Regions from separate parts of the Mus musculus genome. Here region 2 is linked to region 1. A link is a loop called in an ENCODE intact Hi-C map of the cell type or tissue named here. Cell type or tissue: gastrocnemius. All regions are shown on one strand. Each heading gives the region's core, and the rest is flanking DNA. Links, peaks and the distances in the headings are about the cores only. Region 1 overlaps Trip4 (thyroid hormone receptor interactor 4). Region 2 overlaps Zfp609 (zinc finger protein 609).

Region 1 (6,695 bases), core at 606-3,105:
AGAAAAGAAGGGGTTGGAAGTTCTCTGTTCTTTTATTTGAAGACAGCCTTTACACAGAAGAGTATGGATTGTTTTTTCTATGTGGGTAATTTGAATGCACACCTTAAAAGAAAAAAGTCAGGAATGTCAACAGATGAGCTCATCTGCCCGAGCTTTGCAAGTTTCTAAGAACCCACCTCAGCTTCTCAAACACACAGCCAGAACCACATAAATAAATGGCAGAGCTACTCGGAAACTTCTCCTTTTCATGGTTAGGCTGGGAAAGTCTGTCTTTGGTTTACATGGCAGTGGTAGTATAAGGTCTCTCTTCTGTTTGCTGAGACACAAGGGAGGAAGTGTGGGAGAAGTTTGCGGGTAGATGGCCCTCAGTTGCTCACTGATGAATAGTATACTTTAAAGTCAGATGGAAATTCTTAGTAGCCTGAGTTCAAGCTTGTCCAAGAATAGCTTGTTAGTGTATTATGACACTTCACTCTGACCCTGTTACTCTGGGGCAGTTTCGCCTAAGAAAGTTCTGAATTTCCGAGATGCCTTTTTGTTGTAGCTTCTGTGTTCCCTTTTGAATGACTGAATTAAGATGCCATTAATTCATACAGTAAAGGAATTGGCTTTTTCTTTTTGTTTTTCCCAGACAAGACTCAGTTTCCTTTGTATGAGCTCACAGTAGGGAATGATGGAAACTATGGGCTTTGTCAGCGTTGATGAGACCTTATCTTTAGTGAAGTGTTTAGAATAGATTAAGAATTTGGCCAGATGTGATAGTATACACCTTAATCCCAGCACTGGGGAGGCTGATCTCTTACTATCTCTTATATAGTAAGTCCCTATCACAAAGGAGAACATAAAAAGAATTTGGGTTTTTGTTGCTTCTTTAGCTAATACAGAACTAAGATAATAAAGAACTAAGTGTCCTATCTTTTCTTTTTAAACTGAAATTTTAGTGTAAACCTATTTTCCCCCTAGCATGTAAATGTGAGACACTACAGAGATTAGTTTTACAAATAAGTATAGCTATGGACTTATATGATTATGACATTTAATTTTTTTCCATTTTAATTACTGTCTCTCCTATAACCCATTCATGTGGTGGCCATTTAATTTAGAAGATTTGTTTAATGTTGTGTGGGGCCTAGCCAAGATTAGATGGCATGGGGCTGTTCACTTGACCAGCTCAGCTACTAAACTAGAGAAATCAGCTAACTTCAGTTTGTTAGGCTGGGAGGAGGGAAGGCAATCCAGAGAGAAAGGATATTTTCTTCCTTGCGATTCAAATAGCAAGCACACATCTGCTATTCTCAGTGTCTGTGAATGTGTTTGGGAGGAGGTGATCCACATGGAAGGCTCCAACAGCAACAAGGGATCCATGCAGCCTGCAGAGAGCTTTTCTACTTTTCGCCTGTAGAGGAAAAAGAACAGTACCATCCTACGTCACAATGAACTTGGATAAACGTCCATTTGCATGTGTGAATACAATGTGGCTTCATTCAGGAGATGAAATGTAAATTGATCAGATGTTGAATTTCAGTTGTGAAAATGGGAAAACCCAGAAAGAAATCCCAGTAAAAAAATACCAGAGATTGGAGTCAGGGAAAAAGGAGGGTGCAGGGGTGGGGTGGGGTGGTGGGGGAGGTGCCTAAATCCACAGATGTGTCAGAAAAGAAGACCTGGGCATGAAGAGAAAAGCACATCACTGCGTAAGACTTCAGAAGAGTCTAGTCAGGCATGGTGGTTGTATGCCTTTAGTCCTAGCATTTGGGAGGCAGAAGCAGGTGGATCTCTAGGGTAGTGCTGCCTAATATGGTAACCACTGGCCACATGCTGTTTAAATATGAATTAATATTTAAAAAGCCGGGCGTGGTGGCGCACGCCTTTAATCCCAGCACTCGAGAGGCAGAGGCAGGCGGATTTCTGAGTTCAAGGCCAGCCTGGTCTACAAAGTGAGTTCCAGGACAGCCAGGGCTATACAGAAAAACCCTGTCTCGAAAAACCAAAAAAAAAAAAAAAAAAAAAAAAAAAAAAAAAGAATTAAAATTTAAGTAAAGACTCAGTTCTTCAGTCATCCTACCTTGAGTGCCCTAGTAGCTCATATGTGGCTAGAGACTTCTGAACAGCAGGGGGCAGGGGTTAGCAAAGTCATTCCAATTCCATAAGGGTCAGACAGCAAATGGCTTTGGTTTTATAAACCATTCAGCTGTGCTGTGGTACTGCAAATACACCCATAGATAATGTGAGCAAGAAAGCTTGGCTACAGCCAGGGAAACTGTTTGTAGACACTTTTTTGAGACAGTCTGTGTAACCCAGTTCAAGCCCAGGCCTAGCCTTAAGTTTTAGATCTCTAGCGTCAAGCTCCCAAGTGCTGGAGTCTGTACCACCACACCAGATTCTTATAACTTTTGTGTTGTAAAATATCTTCTTTTATTTAAATATTGTTAAAATGTAAAAATTAGTTTTTAACTTACAGGATTTACCAAAACGTGGTAGTGAATCTGATTTGTTCTTTGGGCTACTAGTTTGCCAATTCTTGCTCTCGAGATACAAGAAGTCAAAACTTGAGATTCTCTTACTGTCTTATACATTAGATCCTTGTCTTTAGTCAGAGTCAGCTAACTGTGATTAAAAGCTAAGTAGAACTGTTTCCTTGTCCCCTAACTGTTTTAGTCTAGTGCTACAATGTTTAACCCTTCATTAAATCACAGAGATATGGAACACTAAACCCTGTTTTTCCTTTCTGTTTAAGCCCTCATTTTGTAATATAGAGTATAGATTGGTAAGTTGGCCGCCACTCTGAGTCATCAGTTCTGTCCCTTTACTATCCAATAAAACTATCTATGGACCAAGAGGGAATTACTTTTTCCTAGACTAGATGGGCTTGGGCTTAGCGTTCATCTTTAAGCTGTCAGCTCTCCCACCCTCCTTTTCTTTCTGTGAAGATAGCAAAGTTATGACTCACTCGATCTCTAAGTCACATGCTACTGTGAATGGCACCAGTGAAGAGTGCCCTTAGGATAAGAGAATAAAGGTAACTGCATAGCTGAATAAAATGGTCTCAGACACAGGAAGGGCATGATGGGGGTTCTTGAGAATTGGATAAACATTGGTTTGCTATGGTAGGAGGTGGAAGTCTTAGGTCATGAAGCAGTTTCGTAAGCAACTGGTGGGAGGGCTCAATTTCACAAGAACAGAATGTCTGCTGTGTAGATGGTGTGCTGGGCAACCTTAAGATAGGTAACAGATTTAAAAGTCACAATCTATAGTGACAGAATGGTGAGATGGAGTGCAGAAACGGGCTCAAGGTTAAAAAGCAGTAAGATTTAGTGATACTGGATGTTGAGGTGGAAAGGGACACAGGTACTCTAGAGGAAAACAAACGATAATCAAAGAAAAACTGAAGACATTGAATAAAAAAGGAGTTTGAGGGCCAGTGAGATGGCTCAGTGGGTAAAGATGCGCGCTGCTAAGCCTAAGGATCTAAGTTTGATCCCTAAAACCAAATGGTGGAGGGAACGACTCCTGCAAATTGTCGGCTGACCTGCAAACGTGCGCCACGACACGTGTCCTGTCCCCCCCAACCCCCACCCTAAATTCTTTACTTAAAATAGTTTGCCGAACTAAGCGGCAAAATGGATGAGACAGTTAAGAGCTGTGCACTTGTCTTCTGTTCTTTGTAGAAAGGTTCATGTTCAGATCCCATGATCTTTCCTCTTTCCACGATAGAAAACATCTGTATTTAAGAGCTAACGCTTCTCCAGAGACTTTTCGGTGAGAAGTCTTATCCAGCCAGGAATCTGCACGAGGAGAGAGCATTGGGTTCAAACTGTCCAGCCCGGTCTTCTGAGCTTATCTTAGTTTCGACCCGCCCGCCAGGTTTTCCAGCATTCTTTTCTCAGGGCTCGCAGCTACCGCGCATTTAGAGACCCAGGACTTAGCTCCTGCATCCAGGTTCCGGGTTTCCTCGTGCACTCGCCCGCTCCAGACTCCATAGCGCACGGAATCCGGATCCGAGAGCACGAGAATCCAGTGTCCAGGTCTTCCAGGCTGCCCTGGTTGTCCCGGATCGCGGCGGCGGCGGCGGCGGTGGCGGCGGCGGCGGCGGCGGCGGCGGCAGCTGAGGGACCCGCAGCCCCGGACACAGCGGCCCCGGCCAGGCGGGGCGGAGCGGCGCGGGGAGGGGCGGAGAGCCGGGGCGGGGAGGGGGAGGGGCCGCGGCCCAGATGGCGGCCCGGGACGCGTAGCAGTGGTGGCTCTGCGGCCCGGGGCCCCGGGCGGGCGGAGGTGGCGGCTCCCGGGACCGGCCGCGCGGTGAGTCTAAGCTTTGTGTGGAGCCGGGGCTGGGAGGGGGAGGCGACTCTGGGGGAGGCCCGGCGCCGAGGGGCGCGGAGGGCGCCGGAGCAGCGGCGCCCGGCGGAGGAAGTGGGGGTTGGGGGGGCCGGGGCGGAGCGAGGGGAAGGTGTGTGCGGGGAAAGCGGGGTCGTTGCGTGGGTGGGGGAGGGGGCCTGAGGTGAAGTTCAAAGCATGGCCCGGGCGGTTCGGGCTGAGGGTGGCGGTGCCCGGGATAGTCTCTGATTTGGCCAGGTGGTAGGGGCAGGCCAGAGAGTTTTCGGAGGCTCTGCCGAGGGAGCCCCGGGGCGACTGGGGCTCGTTAGGGACTCAGGGGAGCGTCGGGAGCGGAGGGTTGAAAGCAGGACGTGTGCGCGACCCGGGAAAGGAGAGCAAGGTGGCTGGGAGCGTGCAGGCAGTAGGTTGTGGGTGTGTGCGCCTTTCCAGTCTTAGGTCACATTTTACTCCTGTCCTTTTCTTCAAGATGGAGGGATCCCTAGGCCTGGACTTTAAACTGCTGTCCCTGTATCCCCGGGAGGGTTTGAGACCCTGTCCTGTTTGGAAACCCCATGCTGCCCTCTTTTCCCTTTATGTGTAATTACGGTTGGATCATCTCTCTGCTTGGTTCAGATTCTCCTTCCTCCCTCTGGGGCTGAGGAGGAGGAGACACATCTGACCAATTAATGTGTGTTTGTGAAACAGGCAGCGGCAAACAGTCATTTCGGCTTCTAGGAATTAGGCTCACACAGGGTGGAGAGAGCAGAGCCCTTCAGGGGGAATATTTCTGAACAAATCACAGATGATTAAATTCTCTCAGAAACCGCTTCCTACCTAAATGAGAGTGGGAAAGATGGGGGAGAAAGCCTGTCTGTTTCCAGCCATGTGTCCAGAGCCCCAGGGGTTGAGGAGAGTCCCTAAGCCCCCACAGGCCTCTCTTTTCTGTATTAGGCTTTGCTCTGCAGCCTTGAGTTAATTTCACCCCTGCTGCTTTGTCTTGGGGGAGGGAGTGCTGGTTTAGGCTGTTGTGAGAGATGACTGTTCTGCTGCCACACAATAGTCGTGTCATTTTATCGGGAGTGCTACCCCAGGGCTGAGAACTGTTGCAGCAGAGATAAACCGGTCCCTCTCACTCGCCTATTGTGTACACAGTGAAGGTCATAGGTTCAAGTCTTGTCTGAGAGCTTTGGATATGCTCCATCTCCCAGGCTCCTCAGTGCCATTTTCTTCCTTTTCCAGACTGGGGCTTGCCATTGGAAGAGGCCAGACAGAAAGGCTCTTCTTTTTGAGTGAGGAACAATGCAGGGCTCACTGGCACACATTTTTCAGAAGAATAGAGGATGCCAGCCATGTTGTGCCTGCCTCTGGTTAGCCTGTAACTAAGTTGTGAAGGAATAGCGTCTGGGACACGCCACCCTCATGCTTTGTGGCAGACCTTTGAGGAAGGTGACTGTGAAGAAGGTTCTGTACTTGCATAAAACATTGTATTTAAATGTCTCTGTATAGAAATGGGAGTCTCCTGCAGTTATTTTTGTTTGTTCTCTTAGGAACACCACTAAAGGCCTGTATATGAGTAAGATAGGGGAGTCCAGGACCAAGTGCCCCCTCCCCCAATAGGGACTCATTAGTTGCCCAGGCTGGTCTCTAACTCAAAATCATTCCTGGGCAGTGCTAGCAATTACAGGCATGCACCTATGCCCTGCACCCTGTTCCCTTTTTAAATGGTGACTTCCTGGTGAATAATTACATAATAATAACAACAACAAAAAGCTGCTCAATTTGCCCAAGACAAGTTTTGAAAACAAAACTTGCCTTTTATAATTCAGTATTTAATGAGAGAAGATGATTCAGGTATTATGGAGAGAAATTTGCCACAGAGAGGAACTGCTAAAAATCTTTTGGATCTGGTATTAGAGAAGGATAGGAAGAATCAGGTCCTTGACTGTGTTATGAAAGTCTCCAAGCAGTATTTTGGTACCATTAAGTCTCTCACATCAATTACATATATAATCAATTATAGCTAATGTAATTGTATTACAAGTGTAATTACAAATGTAACAATTACCTATAGATAGGACTAGAAAAGATGTTTTCATGGAAGACTTTAAAGACGTCTTTTTTTTTTTTTTTTTAAAGAACTACTTATTTTATGTATAGCCATTACAGATGGTTGTGAGCCGCCACGTGGTTGCTGGGAATTGAACTCAGGACCTCTGGAAGAGCAGCCAGTGCTCTTAACCAATGAGTCATCTCTCCAGCCCCCTAAGGACATCTTTTAAAAGATTCACTGTAAAGGGGATTGTATTCAGTATGCAGTGTATAAAATAGCTATCTAACCATTTTCTATAGTTTATCATCGAACGGGGCCCTTTGGTTTTTGT
Region 2 (6,695 bases), core at 1,306-3,805, 57 kb after region 1:
GAGCAGCTGTTGGTTGTAGGCATAGTTCTGTAGAGAGCCTTTACTTATCACATGTACACATCACACACAAACAAAATGAATAAATATTTTAAAAAATTCTAAAAGTAGTGAAATAGTGCTTTTCAGTTAATAGTTGGCAAAGTGCAAAAAGCCGTTTGTTTGCTTGTTTGTTTTTCTTGAGAGAAGACCTCACAAGCTAAGCTGGCCTTAAACTCCCATGTGTAGCCAAGGCTGGTATTGAACTTCTGATGTTCCTGCCTTTGCTTCTGAGTGCTGGGATGACTGGCTTGAGGACCAGGACTCTGCCTCCTACTTCTGGGGTGGCTGCAGGCAGGCATTGTGCGGTGTCAGAGGCCTGTAACAGCCCTCTTGTTCTGTTTTACTTTGAAACAGAATCCTATTAAGTTACCCAGGCTAGCCTAAAACTCCCTTAATAACCCAGACAGGCCTTGACTTTGTAATCTTCCTACCTCGACTGGGATTACAGGCTTCCTTCCAGTTGTATTTTGTATCTTGGAAGGGATTTCTGTAACATTGGAGAAGTGGTTGAGATTATTGGTTCAAGACTGGTTTGGGCATGAATCTCAACTCTGTTTGTTTAAGCATCTTTAATTTTCCCATTAGAGAACTGACCTGGTTTGGCCTAGCTTGACTAGATTTTATTACATTTGATGATGAGATTTCACCCTGAAGTCTGAAACTCCTTTTCTTTATGTTTTTATAATTTGTATCAAAGTTATTATCTTCATCGGTTACTATGTTCAGAAGTCTGTTTATTTTTTAAGCTGCTGGTGGTAAGTAGGTGTAAGGGGTAGTAGTTCTTTTTAAATGCTTAGCACATTAGTTCACTTCTTAGAAGGGGAGGTATCTGTGATATCAGTTAACTTAGTAGTTACTTTCACTACTGAGCTAATCAGGAAAGAGTTTTAAGAGTTATCTTATATAAAAAGAAAGGGGGCCGGGCGTGGTGGCCCATGCCTTTAATCCCAGCACTTGGGAGGCAGAGGCAGGCAGATTTCTGAGTTCGAGGCAAGCCTGGTCTACAAAGTGAGTTCCAGGACAGCCAGGGCTGCCTTGCTTAGTGGAATTAGCAAAAAAAAAAAAAAAGAAAAAAGAAAAAAGAAAGGGGCTGGCAGCTGTCTTGACACTATTATAACACAGCACTGGGAAGGCTGAGGCAGGGGGAGCAGTGTTTGGGATAGAGTCCCACCTGGGCTACATTGTGAAACTCTCAGAGAGGAGAAAGGGGGAACATGAGGGGTGAGGAAGGAGAGGAGGATGGGTTGAAGAGGCAGAGACTGCCATATAACATTATGACAGACTGCTCCGTCGGAACCTTGACTTTTCTATAGTAATATTTCAGTTAAGGAAGTGCCACAGAAATGGGCTCATTTATTTTCATACACTTTTTGGTGATTTTATAGGTGCAAGCTTCTGCTTATTAGAGATTTAGATTTATGTTTAACTTTTAATAGGTTTGTGGTAAGAAAACAAGTTTGGGTCAAGTAGAGAATGTGTTTTGGAATTACTGTACTATTTTGATGTTAAAAGAAACAAAAGGGGGCTGGCGAGATGGCTCAGTGGTTAAGAGAGCCGACTGCTCTTCCAAAGGTACTGAGTTCAAATTCCAGCAACCACATAGTGGCTCACAACCATCTGTAACGAAATATGATGCCTTCTTCTGGAGTGTCTGAAGACAGCTATAGTGTACTTACATATAATAAATAAATAAATCTTAAAGAAAACAAAAGGGGCTGGAGAGATGTCCCAGAGGTCCCAGAGTTCGGTTCCTGGCACCCACATGGTGGTTCACAATTATCTTTAACTCCAGTTCCAGGCGATCTGATGCCCTCTTGTGGTGTTCTTTGCACCAGACATCCTAATGCACAGACATAGGTGCAGGTAAAGCCTCCACACACAAGAATAATGGTACTTTAAGATAGGGGTTTTCCAAGACGGTTTCGCTCAATAGATGTGAATTTCTAAACGCGATAAGAAAGGTCTCATTTGAATGTTATTTCCTTTAGTGGGCTACACTGTATGTCATTACTTTGACTTTTTTTTTCGTATGCACATTTTAAATAAAACTGTACAATGTGTTATTTAAAAAAAAAAAGATAGGGGTTTTCCTCCTTTGGACCCCTCCCGCTGTCCAGAGCTCTCTTTTACTTTTCCCATTTAACTTTATTTATTTTTATTTTATTTTGCTTTTGTTTCTGAGATAGAGTCACTATGCAGCCTTGACTGGTCTGGAATTTGCAATGTATACCAAGCTGGCCTCAAATTTTTTGTGCTAGATTTAAAGCCATATACCACCATACCCAGCCATACCCCTACTCTTTTTGAAACAGTGTCTCACTATATAGCCCTGGCTGGCCTTGAACATTTCATGTTGAACAGATTGGTCTCAAGAAGAGATCCACTTCTCTGTGATTCCTGAGTATTGGAATTAAAGACATGTTCAACCACCCCTAATTCTCTTGTTATTAATAAACCCATGCTTGCTCTGCTGTGCTCAGAGGGTGGGAGGAGAGAAAGAGCTGGAGAGATGGTTTAGCGGTTAAACTCTGAATGACTGCTCATTCAGAGGTCTTGAGTTCAATTCCCAGCAACTATATGGTGGCTCACAACCGTCTGTAATGGGATCTGGTGCCCTCTTCTGGCCTGCAAGTGTACATGTAGGTAGAGCACTTATATACATGAAGTAAATAAATAAATCTTTTTTAAACAGAAACATTTTTTACGCATACTCCTTATTGTTTGCATTATCAGGTATAGGGATTGAAACCAAAGACCTCATCATACGCATGCTTAGCATATACCATACCATGGCTCTCCACCTACAGTGGGACAGCTCTCCAGAGTCAGTTCTCCCTGAATTATGTGGAAAGCCCATGGTCTCAGTGTGAGGCTTAGAGGCAAGCTCCATAACCCATTGAGCCACCCAGTTAGCTCTTAGCTGGCACTTGGAGGGCAAGACTCAGCCTAATCGGTGTGACTGGCAGTCTGATAGGTCATCAGTAAACAGCTGTTGAGTGTGAATTTATTTATTCTGTGACTTGGAAATAGCTAGAAGGTATTTTTCAGAATAATATTTCCTGCTAACTTGACTGCAGTTCCTTTGGGACTTGAAGGTTTCACAGTTCTCATTAAAGCACACACACTCTGGAGACAGACAATACAGCTGTTATCCACAACTATCTTATGGAAAGACCTTGCTGGTCAGCTGATTCCTAATCTGAGGGTAAGATTTGGCTGTGAAAGAAGGGAAGGTCTCAGAGTATCATGGCAACAAGTATTGCTATTTCCAATTTGCCTCAGAATTACTGTGTTTGGTTTTGTTAAGGTAGGGTGTCACTCTAGCTAGAACTGGCCTTCCTTCTGTCTTAGCATCGCAGGTGCTGTGCTAGCAGGTGTGATAGCAGGTGTGAGCCATCATACACAGCTTTACTGGTTCTTTCTCTTAATGAGTATCATTCCTCTGTGCGTACTAGCGTATTATTTAGTAGCATTGGTTCTGCTGTGCAGCCAGTGGATTGCATAACACACAAGTGAATCATGCACTCAGAAGGCTGAGTCAGGAAGATTGCTTGAGTTTGAGACCAGCCTGGGCTATGTAATGAGTTCTTTGCTAACTTGAAGTATAGTCAGACAGTCTCACTGTTAAAACAAAACAAAACAAAACAAAAAAAACCTGTTAGCCACCTAGAGGACTGTTGATCCCAAAATGAGAGAGTAGCACTGAAAGCACTAGAATGGCCGCACAGACACCGTGTTCGCTGTGCTAAGCTGCATCTATGTTTTTAACTTCTCTTTTTCTTTTCTTTTCTTTCTTTTTTCTTTTTTTTTTGTTTTGGTTTTTTTGTTTGTTTGTTTGGTTGGTTGGTTGGTTGGTTTGGTTTTTCGAGACAGGGTTTCTCTGTGTAGCCCTGGCTGTCCTGGAACTCACTTTGTAGACCAGGCTGGTCTAGAATTCAGAAATCCGCCTTCCTCTGCCTCCCAAGTGCTGGGATTAAAGGTGTGCGCCACCACTGCCTGACTGTTTTTAACTTTCTTAACTGAAAGACTTGAGAGAAATTCTCAGTCCTCTTTGTCAGTCCTAAGACTTGGAGAGATTTAATTCCTTCCTGAACTCTGAATCTTGCTTCCACAGTCTCTTGGCCATTGTGACTGTTTAAAATATGTATGTCAGAAGTGTTTTGCCTACGAGTGTGTCTCTGCACCATGTGCATGCCTTCTGTCTGAGGAGGCCAGAGAGGGCACTGGACCGACCTCCTGGAACTGGAGTTTATAGGTGGTTGTGAGCCACCGCGTGAGTGCTGGAGATTGAACCCAAGTCCTTCAGAAGCACAGCCAGTGCTCTTAGCGACACCTCCAGTTCCTCCACTCTCTGCCTTCTGTCCTCAAGTGTCACCCTGTTGGAAATGTGCAGCTCATTTCTACACTGCTCTACTGCCCTGTTGTTGATTTTTTTTTTTTTGGTGAGGCACAGCTTCATCTCTCCCAGGTTGCTCTGGACCTCACTGTATGACTGAGGATTGACCTTGAATTTAGCATCTCCTGCTCGCACCTCCTCAGTGCTGGTATTACAGGACACACCAAGTTGTGTGCCACTGCAGGCTTATGTGGTTCTAGGGATCAAACTGAGGGCTATATGCGTGGTAGGCAAGCATTTTGTCAGCTGTGCTGTGTCTCCCGCTGTCCCTTCTTTACCCCATTGTTCCTCCGTCTCTAATCTGCCTCTTACTTATCTGTGTGCTTTGTTATGCTTAGCATCGTGTCCTCCTTGCTAGATAAGAGTAAAAGCTTTACCCGGAGGCTGCTTCTGGATCTCCTTTTATGAATGTCTGTTTCCAAAACACCTGTTACTGCCTGGCTTATAAATATTAGTCAGGTATGTGAATGAAGTATGCGTTGTGGTAAATAACTTCAGTTTTAGTTGGTATTGGCCTCTGTTGACTCATTTACAAAATGATCATTTTGATCTCGTTTTTCATGTTAGAGGCTCTTTTTAGAAAGCTGTCTGGAGCCTTGGTGTCTCTGTTCATGTTTTCAATGTCTTTAAGTTGTATTGCTGAAAAATACAGTGGAAGCTCTGTGCTTGCGCTGAGCTCCCAGTCCGATGGCCCTTAAGTAGGGGAGCCCCAGATGCCAATATCTTTAGGTCTTTCCTTGTGGGTTTCTCAGATTCCTTATAAACTTATTCTATTTCTCCTGGAGGGTGAAGACTATCGGCCTTTTCTGAGCCACGTGAAAAAAATGTGCAGGTTCAGCGTTTAGTATTCAGCATTCTCTGCCACATTTAATTTCCTTATTTTAAGTATAATATTCATCTTCTCTACTATGCCCAAAGCACTCTAGTCCAGAGATCCTGCGTGAGCCACTTGAGGAAATTAAGCCTTTAGTCTCTCGAATGAAGGAGTACATCTGAGTGAGAAAAGTTAAGGATATTGCTGCTTCCACACAGTTTTAATCAGCTTTATTCATTTTAAATCATCAGTTCTGAGCCTGAATTAATAGATGCTACCCTACCAATTCTTAGATTTGGAGGAAGAATTCTTGAGTTTATGATTTTTCTCCATTTGCAGATGTAGTATTCACTGTGGCAGCCTGTGGTGGCTTGTCTGTCTGTCCCTTATCCAGGCCTTCATTTGCTTTCCAGGTTCCAAAGTTTCTGCCATCAGCTCAGCACTTATCCCTTTCCTGTGCGCTTTTCTAAGTCCTTTATAATAGTTTGAGGATGCTTTTGTGTAGTGTTGCAGCTTTTCTTATTTACTGTCTTGGTTTTCACTTTTCTTTATTTATATTTATTTAGTGTATGTCAGAACACACGTGTGTGAGTGGAGGTACCAGGACAAGTGGTTCCAGGGGTGGAACTTAGGTACCTGAGAGACATCTCACCAACCCTACAGCCATTTTCTTCCTTTTCCCTCCCTCCTTTCTTCTTTTCTTTTCCTTGGGAAAGGAATTCAGCTCAGGGCCTCCTGTGTGCCAGTGAGGGAACACTCCGCAGAGCTGCATTCCTAGCACCATCACTATTTTTGATTGACAAATTGATTGAGATACTAATACTCACAGGGAGTTTTTAAGAATAGTAGACTAAATTACTTTACTTAACCAATTTCCCTCAGTAGTGTGTTGGGGAGGGGGGGGGTGGACAGAGTCTCACCCTGTAGTCCTAGCTATCTTGAATCTTGCAATGTAGACCAGGCTGGCCTCAAACTCACACAAATCTACTCCCTATACCTCCCAAGTGCTGGGACTAAAGGTGTGCCCTATCCTACTGTGCCCAATAGTAACATTTTCAGACTGGTAAATATAACAACCAGGCTGCAACATGGATAAATTATATAGATTTTCCATATTTAACTTGTCCATCTATATTTTTAGTTTTATATAATTTTATCACATGGAAGATGAGATAGACTTTTAGTTTTTGTTTGTTTGCATTGCATTTGCTTTTATTTAGAAAGATTTTTAATAATTATTTTCAATCTGTGTGTGGAAGGAGGGTATGTCCACATTATTGGGTACTGGGAGCCGAACTTGGGGTTTTTTGCAAGTTGACTATCAAGATTCTGAACAATTGTAGCACTGCGATGATACTTGGTTTGAGTTTTCTGCATGTGCCCCATCACTAATCCTGGCAACTACTAGCCTGTCCTCCACCTCCACTTGGATCACGTGTGTGTGTG

Evidence for each region. A loop is a pair of places that touch in the nucleus more often than their neighbours do. Peaks named below come from ENCODE experiments on the same cell type or tissue, not always from the same donor. Only the 100,000 strongest peaks of a DNase experiment are listed, where the experiment ranks them.
Region 2: it touches region 1 in a loop (2.4-fold over the local background); 7 of 42 quality-filtered maps call a loop at or near these places.

Annotation. Positions count from the first base shown.
Region 1 is chr9:65,825,070-65,831,764 of GRCm38, reverse strand. It overlaps Trip4 (thyroid hormone receptor interactor 4), which reads left to right. Exons shown (of 14, transcript NM_001357872.1): 14 at 1-2,838. Zfp609 (zinc finger protein 609) reads left to right here and starts at 4,201. Exons shown (of 10, transcript NM_172536.3): 1 at 4,201-4,299. In gastrocnemius, for the core only: a CTCF peak has its summit at 2,107 (motif pointing right); a DNase peak (open chromatin) is centred at 2,119.
Region 2 is chr9:65,769,235-65,775,929 of GRCm38, reverse strand. All of the region lies in intron 2 of Zfp609 (zinc finger protein 609), which reads left to right. Among named protein-coding and RNA genes, the nearest start is that of Zfp609, 55 kb to the left of the region's middle. In gastrocnemius, for the core only: a CTCF peak has its summit at 2,676 (motif pointing left); no DNase peak of the experiment used is centred there.